3 separate regions of the Homo sapiens genome follow, and all the other regions are linked to region 1. A link is a contact called in ENCODE Hi-C or POLR2A ChIA-PET data. All regions are on one chromosome and are shown on one strand. Each heading gives the region's core, a stretch centred on a gene start or an enhancer-like site at or near the end of the contact. The rest is flanking DNA. Distances are from core to core; before and after follow the strand shown. Region 1 holds the start of CHMP3 (charged multivesicular body protein 3). Region 2 overlaps RMND5A (required for meiotic nuclear division 5 homolog A). Region 3 overlaps RNF103-CHMP3 (RNF103-CHMP3 readthrough).

What was found. A loop is a pair of places that touch in the nucleus more often than their neighbours do. ChIA-PET counts read pairs that join two places held with the same protein, here RNA polymerase II (POLR2A). Pooled maps may share reads with other maps.
Region 2: a loop to region 1 is called in a pooled map, with 2.4 times the contacts of the local background. The contact joins the enhancer-like site here to the promoter of CHMP3 in region 1. A Hi-C loop is called at or near these places in 2 of 50 pooled maps. POLR2A ChIA-PET finds 5 or more read pairs at or near these places in 3 of 52 experiments (WTC11, activated naive CD4-positive, alpha-beta T cell and endothelial cell of umbilical vein).
Region 3: a loop to region 1 is called in a map of gastrocnemius medialis, with 4 times the contacts of the local background. The contact joins the enhancer-like site here to the promoter of CHMP3 in region 1. A Hi-C loop is called at or near these places in 2 of 168 maps with a recorded cell type or tissue (chondrocyte and gastrocnemius medialis) and 2 of 50 pooled maps. POLR2A ChIA-PET finds 5 or more read pairs at or near these places in 2 of 52 experiments (MCF 10A and common myeloid progenitor, CD34-positive).

The regions. Positions count from the first base shown.
Region 1 is chr2:86,562,170-86,564,713 of GRCh38, reverse strand. CHMP3 (charged multivesicular body protein 3) reads left to right here and starts at 1,271. Exons shown (of 6, transcript NM_016079.4): 1 at 1,271-1,410. The coding sequence starts at 1,366. All of the region lies in intron 3 of RNF103-CHMP3 (RNF103-CHMP3 readthrough), which reads left to right. It overlaps CHMP3-AS1 (CHMP3 and RNF103 antisense RNA 1), which reads right to left. Exons shown (of 6, transcript NR_183901.1): 1 at 2,467-2,544; 2 at 1,794-1,868; 3 at 1,315-1,446; 4 at 932-1,026; 5 at 574-737. RefSeq lists enhancers at 896-955, 1,114-1,408, 1,566-1,665, 1,676-1,845.
Region 2 is chr2:86,746,881-86,749,424 of GRCh38, reverse strand. The region is part of intron 2 of RMND5A (required for meiotic nuclear division 5 homolog A); the gene reads right to left. Among named protein-coding and RNA genes, the nearest start is that of RNF103-CHMP3, 27 kb to the right of the region's middle. Within about 2 kb of position 1,269, at least 4 of the 41 ENCODE cell types and tissues checked have a DNase peak (open chromatin) inside an H3K27ac peak, as active enhancers do.
Region 3 is chr2:86,703,342-86,705,885 of GRCh38, reverse strand. The region is part of intron 1 of RNF103-CHMP3 (RNF103-CHMP3 readthrough); the gene reads left to right. Among named protein-coding and RNA genes, the nearest start is that of RMND5A, 16 kb to the left of the region's middle. Within about 2 kb of position 1,270, at least 22 of the 41 ENCODE cell types and tissues checked have a DNase peak (open chromatin) inside an H3K27ac peak, as active enhancers do; they include gastrocnemius medialis, where a contact is called at or near this core.

The sequences.
Region 1 (2,544 bases), core at 22-2,521:
TTATCCATCATCCCCCTAAACTTCGTGTCTCTTTGTAATCCCTCTTTTCTGCCTCTTTCTGACCCCACTCCTATCCGCTAGCAACCGCCCATGTACTCTCTGTCACTATGTATTAGTTTGCATTTTCCAGAATGTTATGTAAATGGAATCATACGGTTCTGGCTTCTTTCACTTGGCAGAATTATTTTGAGATTCATCCATGCTGTTGCATTTATCAATAGTTTACTTTTTTATTGCTCAGTACTATTCCTTCGTATGGATCAATCACGACTGGTTTATCCATTCACTTGTTGATAGACATTTGGATTGTTTCCAGTTTATGGCTATTACAAATAGAGCTGCTATGAACATTTGTGTACAAGTCTTTGTAAGAACATATGCTTTTTTCCCTCTTGGGTAAATAGCTAGGAATGGAAGGCTGGCTTTGTTTAGCATTTTAAGAAATTGTCAAAATGTTTTCAAAGCTGCCGAACCATTTTATGATTCCACCAGAGACAGGAGTATGGGGCTGAGGTAACAAATGGTCCCCTTCACCATCCTCGGATGAGTTAATGACAGTAACCATCAGCTCACCGTATAGGCCTAATCAGGAACTGTCCGTGCTAAAATGTGTCTAGTTCTCTTTAGTCAGATTCCTTTGAGAGTGTGATTAAGCTCACGGTCAGTGTGGCGTGTAGGACGGGACACACATGGACAAATGCTAGGCAGGAATCGCCCACGCTGGAAAGGGCGATGGCCTGAAAAAAAACGACCGCAGTTGGGATGGAAAGGGGAGGGTTGAAGTTCAGACATATTGAAGTTAGAATGGTTGGGACTTGGTAAGAGGGGAGAGAGGACGATGCCTAGGGTTTAGTGACCAGGTGATGGTGGTGCAAGCAGAGGGGAGGAGTGGGTTGGCGGGAGGAAAAAGAGGTTATTTTTGGTTTGTCACCTGTGAGTTGCCTACTGGACACAAAGATGAAGCTGTCGGGAAAGTGATGCTAAGTGTACACGTCTGCGTGGAGATCCAGACTTCTGGTGCAACATCTAGGTTTAGGTGAAGTATTAGAAGCAGTTGTAGCCAACAAATTCGTATCTTTCAGAGCAATCATTTCTACACCTTACGAAAAGCACCGAATCCGTGGTCTCCCCCACACAGACATGACCAGAACATGTGCGATGACGTCAGCCTTTTTGACTAGTCTCCCACTCACTCGATTCTGCGCAGGCGTATGGCGCATGCGCAACATCCCCTAGTGCCGCCGCTCCCTACTCTGGGGGTTGGGACTACCTCCTTTTCCGCGGGCCCCGCCCAGGCGGCTGCCCGTGACCTGCCTGGGCGCGGGGAACTGAAAGCCGGAAGGGGCAAGACGGGTTCAGTTCGTCATGGGGCTGTTTGGAAAGACCCAGGAGAAGCCGCCCAAAGAACTGGTAAGGGCTACGGCGGCGGCAGATAAGCGGGTGGATCTGTGTGGGGCGTAGTGAAGTTGGTAAATGACAGGACACTCTTCTCCCCACCGCCTGCCCGATACCGCCCGGCCCCCATTTCCGGGGACTCCCACTCGACAGGGGGGCCGGAGGAAGAGTCTTTAGGAGTCGGCTGTGGGACGCGAGAGCTCCTGGTGCCATGGCTCTCGAACAGGTAGCCGAGGGTGGATGAAGAGTTTCTCCACCTCGCCACTGAGCGCGTAGGCAGCGACACCGTCCTGGCCTCGGAAACCTCTTCCCCCTGCGCGCGTTGGTACGACCCGCCCGGAACCTTTTCCCAGCGTAGGCCCCACCCCTCCAGCCCGGCTGCGGACCACCCGGAGAACCTTCTCCTGCCCGAAGCGTTGTTTGGAGCGGGCCGGGTCGCGTCTGCCGGAGGAGCCGTCTGTTCTCCGTCCTCCCTGTTGTGTTGAAAAAGAGGCTCAGTTTCCTCTTTCCCCAGCCCTTGTGTTGACCCTAGGCACATACCGTAGCGGGGCAGGGACTCGACCCAGAAGAATGTTACAGAAGATAGCTCTGGACCCGGCTTCGAACTCTCGTTACCTATTAATTGAGATAATATTGGGAGGCAAACAGTTGAAAATGCCCTGCAGTCAGTCAACCTAAGTTTGAATCCTGCCTTCCCACATCTCAGCTCTGTGATCTCTGGAAAGTTCACTTCTCAGTGCCTTCTCGACTGTGAAGCCAGAATAATAGTAGTGTCACCTCAGAGTAATTGAAGATTCAGGGATGTAAAGTTTTCATATTGGTAGTTAGGGCTAATTCTTTAAATACGGCACAGCTTTGCTACTCAAATGCCAACCAGCAGCATCAACATCACCTGGGAGCTTGTTAAATCTCGGACACCACTCCAGACCCACTGAGTCAGATTTTGAATTCTGACAAGCTCCCTAATGATTAGTGTGCACATCAGTGCTTTGAGAAGCACTGCTCTGCAACACCTAGGCTTGTCCATAATGGAAAAAAAAAATCCTGAAATCCTTTAATAAATGATCTTACCTGTTCAGCTCTAGCAGGCACATTTTAAAAACTAATCTTATGCATCTTGCAATTCCTGGCACATAATGTGCGTTAATG
Region 2 (2,544 bases), core at 20-2,519, 180 kb before region 1:
GAGCAAGACTCCATCTCAAAAAAAAAAAGAAAGAAAAAGAAATAATACAAAGTACCTAGATGCTAAAGCAAGAGCATCCATGCATATAATGAAAAAACTGTTAACTAGCACTGAAGAACCACAACTGCTTGTATAAGATTATGTTTAATTTCTATTTATCAGATTCTGCCTGTTGAGAGCTAATTTTATAACAGTTCATCAGTATTTTTAAGTAAATTATTTTATCTTTATGCTGTCTATGACAACTACAACACCGGAGATGGTACTGCTTTCTGTCTCTTCTGGAGTAGAGCTCAGAGGCTGATCAACGCTGTTCTCTCCCAAATTCCACTTCCCAAAGGGCCATTCAAATGCATAAAGGAATGGGTTTCTAAAGATCTGAAGATGAGTTTATTACAAACTCAGGAACCTGCCCATAACTCTCTAAATGTCTAAATGCACAGTATAAGGAAAGAATAGAGAGATGAATTAAGAAAGTTCTCTCACTAACTTATCAACTGCATTAAATCCAAATACAACCTTCAGGTTTCTACTTATTCATTTAATGATTTTTCCCCAAACAACAAATTTATTAGTACCTATTCCTTAGGGAAAAATAAAACAACGCTGGAAGACACGCTGGTCAGCTCAAAGCACAGATCATGTTGAAACAATTTTATCCGGTAATATATATATTAGGTCAGAATTTTAATAAGCTACCATCTGACAGTACTTGCTCAGATCAAACAAAATAATCCCTTCAATTCTTTCCTTAATATACATATTAAAAGTAAATATTCATCAACTAGAAAATTACAAAAAGAGTCTAATATTTAAACAATTTTCTTTGGGTTTGCTACAAAGTTTTACAACAATGCCCTATGTGTATCTCTATTTTCTTAAGGCTTACTATGGTCACTACTACATAGGTAAGAAAAGTCAAACACCCTTACACTCAAAATCTAACTACATTCAAGCTCGTAACTTATTTGCTGCTCTTGGAAAAGAAGCATGAATAAGCAATGCATTCGATTGTTTTCTGGACACTTCTGAGCTCCCTTCTACCATTCTGATTTTCCAGTATAAACTACTGAGGTAGATAAGTAAACTTCCATAGCTTATTTTCTGGTCACATGCATTAAAAATTAAAGCTAAGATTATAAAATATATAGAGGTTGAGGAAATGCAATACACTGTCAAACTCCTTTTGTTATAACTGCAGGTTCTTACTCACTGTTGCATCAGAGCTAGCATTAGTTCCAGCTTCTGTTGCTAGGTAACCAAGCTCATTTGCATGGCTGTCCAGAAAATCCACAGCACTGCAAACCAGCCAAGAGGTGGCTAATGAAGAGAAATACCATCTATAATTAACATCTTCTGTCTTACTATACTTTTTCTTTTCATATTTTTTAAGCAAAGAAAAGCTTTGGCATCCTGTTCTTAATTGGGAAGAAAGGATCCAAACAAGAACCAAAAGCAAAAAAGCACACATCCAAGGGTGTGTCCATCCGGAGAGGATGTTCTGACTTGGAAGGAGAAATCCAGGACATACTAAATCTAGAAGCTGAGGCAGAAGAGGAGTAAATAACTTTGATACAACATCATTATGAAAGTGTGCGATCTAAACAGGCCGTATCATGCCGTATCATGAATACACAAATCAGTCGGAAATGGCTTTCACTGTTTACCGTCAAAAACCCATCCGTTTCTCAAATATATTTTATAAAATTATAATGACTGAGCAGACAGTGGTCACAATATATATAAAACTCAGTATTTAATTCCTAAGTACCAATTCCCTAATAGTATTAACATGTATTTTGAAACTTCTCCATCTACTTTGAAGAAAAATTAGTGTATGAACCAACAAAATGTGCTATTGTTGCACCTACCAGGAATTAATTTCCCTTTTAAGCATCCAGTTAATCTGGTTTAGCAGTGAGAGGCAGACAGCAAAGGATACTTAACAGAGTAAGAAGACCTGGATTCTGGTTCTCCTCAGACTAACAGACGATAGCTACTTCGCATACAAACCACACAAGATTAGTATTCAGAAGAGTTTGAAACAAACACACACCTCTCAATAAGAAAGATAACTTAACAGAAAAAATGGACAGAACATGAAATGCACAAATGGGAAATTCCTAATGTTAAACATGAGAAGATGCCCCACCTTCAAGATGGTCAAAGAAAGGCAAAATTAGTACAACTAGATACTACTTCACACCCATCTGATTAATCTTTAAACATTTGAAGTCTGATAATACCAGGTATAGGTGAGAAATGAGGAAGCAGGAAGTGTTATAGGTGTTTGGTAGGGCTGTAAATTGGTATAAACCCTTCAGGGGAAAATTTTACAATACCTAGTAAAGCTGATAATGAGGCACCTGTCCTATGATGAAATAATCCATATTTAGGCATATACCAGATAGCAGTGCTTTACAAACCAAGGGCTGGAAAATAAACTTGGTAGTGTGTCATAATCAGCATTTTGTAGATGCATTTTTTGATGTAGACATTCCATATTCTCCTTACGGTATTTATACCTCTTCTTTGGTTATCAAC
Region 3 (2,544 bases), core at 21-2,520, 140 kb before region 1:
GTGACCATGAGCAAGTTATTTAACCTCATGTTGCCTTAATTTCTTTATAAAATGGTGATAGTAATAATACCTAATAGAGTTGTCATAAAGGTGAAATGATTGGCTGGGCACGGTAGCTCACACCTGTAATCCCAGCACTTTGGGAGGCCAAGGTGGGGAGATCTCTTGAGGTCAGGAGTTTGAGACCAACCTGCCCAACATGGCAAAACCCCGTCTCTACTAAAAGTACAAAAAAAAAAAAAAAATAAGCCGAGCATGGTGGTGGAAGCCTGTAATCCCAGCTACTCGGGAGGCTGAGGCAGGAGAATCACTTGAACCCAGAAGACAGAGGTTGCAGTTGCAGTGAGCTGAGATCATGCCACTGCACTCCAGCCTGGGTGACAGAGCAAGACACTGTCTGAAAAAGAAAAAAGAAATAAAGATTAATGATTGGCCAGGAGTGATGGCTCATGCCTGTAATCCCAGCACTGTGAGAGGCCGAGGTGGGTGGATCACTTGAGCTCAGGAGATCAAGACCACCAGCCTGGGCAACATGTCGAAACCCCATCTCTACAAAAAATACAAAAATTAGCTGGGTGTGGTGACACGCACCTGTATTCCCAGCTACTTGGAAGGCTGAGGTGGGAGGATTACCTGAGCCTGGGGAGTTTGAGGCTGCAGTGAGCAGTGATCACGCCACTGCACTCCAGTCTGGGTGACAGAGTGAGACCCCGTCTCAAAAAATAAATAAATAAAAATGATTAATGATTAACTAAATGTAAAATGCTTAGAAGAATCTCTGGCATATAGTAAATATTATACTTGTTAGCTATTATTTATGTGCTTAGTTTACTTAATTAGACCATATGCTACTTGAGGGCTGTGTAAATTAAGCTGTAAATTACTCCAAACTTACTCCAAAACTTGACTTAACATTGTCTCACAGGTGGGTCAGGAATCTGGGAGTGCTTAGCTGGGTCACTCACAGGATGCAATTAAGGTGTTGGCTGAGCCTGCAGTCATCTGAAGGCTTCATCTGTTTTCAAGCTCACTCACGTGGTTGTTGGCAGGATTCAAGTCCTCATGGGTTGTTAGATTCAGCCTCAGTTCTTCACTAGCTGTTGGCCAGAGGCCACTCTCAGTTCTTTGCCACATAGGGCTTGTCCGTGGGGTGCTTACAACAAGGCAGCTGGCCCCCCTCAGAATAAGCAAGCAAGAGAGCAAGATAGACTTCACCCTATTTTTATAACCTAATCTCAGAAGTGACTCACCTTTCTGGCATTCTATTTGTTAGAAGCGAGTCACTAGATCCAGGCCACAATCAATGTGAGGGAATTATACAAGAACAAGAATAAGAGGAGGCTGCTGTCACTGGGAGCCATCTGGGGGCTGCCTACCCCAGTCTACCTTCTGACCCCCGTGATTCACATTCCACATGCACAATATACTCACTGCCTCCTGAAGTCCCCCAGAGCCTCATCCCATTGTATGTAGGTGACTGTAACTTATTTGTAACTGCAGCCACTTTTTCTTATTGATTTGAACAAAAGGAAAAGGGTAATCTTCATTATGAAAGAGAAGTATAGAAACTCATGTCTCTAAAACTAAAGCCATATGAATAAAATTCCATAAAAATACAATAAAGAATAAGATTTTTTTCTTAGCTGTAATTTTGTATACCCTAATATGTAACAGTCACTACGAGACTGAACAAAGGAGGACAAACGCCGCTTGTGACAGTTACTACGGGACTGAATGAAAGAGGACGAACGCAGAAATGAAAACTTAAGACAAAAGAATCTATTTTAAAGAAGGGGTCGGGGGCTCCTTGCTTCTAGTGAGCAAGGGCCTTGAGCTTTCACAGCCCTCCGTATTTATTGGATAGAAAGAGCAGGGAGGAGGAGGTAGCGATCCGTCAGCTGCTTGATTGATCATAGGTTCCCATTATTGCTAACAGGCTTCAGATGTGCCTAATCACAAGAAACACTTGCGCCTGAGGCGTGACTGCACTCAGCGTTCCCTCTGGGTGGCAGACGCAATTTGTCAGTTTGCCAACATTCTGCCTTTATGAGAACAGTTTGCTGTTTACTCATATAGCCTCCAGTGGTATACTGAGTTAATCACAACCCTCATTCTTTTGGCCTCCAACACTGATATAGTTGGAGAATTTAATAACTACATTTTAAACATGCATCATTTTATTTCACATCCATGTTTGATTCAAGGGCAAAGATGCAAGAGATCAGAAGGTAAAACCTCATTTTATGTTTTAAATTTTAATAAGCTCGTTCATATAATTCTGTTTACTGTTGGGTTCACAATTGCAAGGAATATGGATAATTTATACACCTTTTTCCAAATCAACCCCGATCATGGTTATCCAATAATGTACAATCAGCTAAAACACATTATTGCATTGAAATAGATCATTTCTCATCCAATCATATCCGGGGTACTTCTCCAATCCCTAGATATGGGCGCATTCAGTCTTAGTGTCTACACCCCGTGATATGGAAGAAAAACAGAGTAGGTATACATAGTACCATGTGCCCTTTTCTCTCTAAC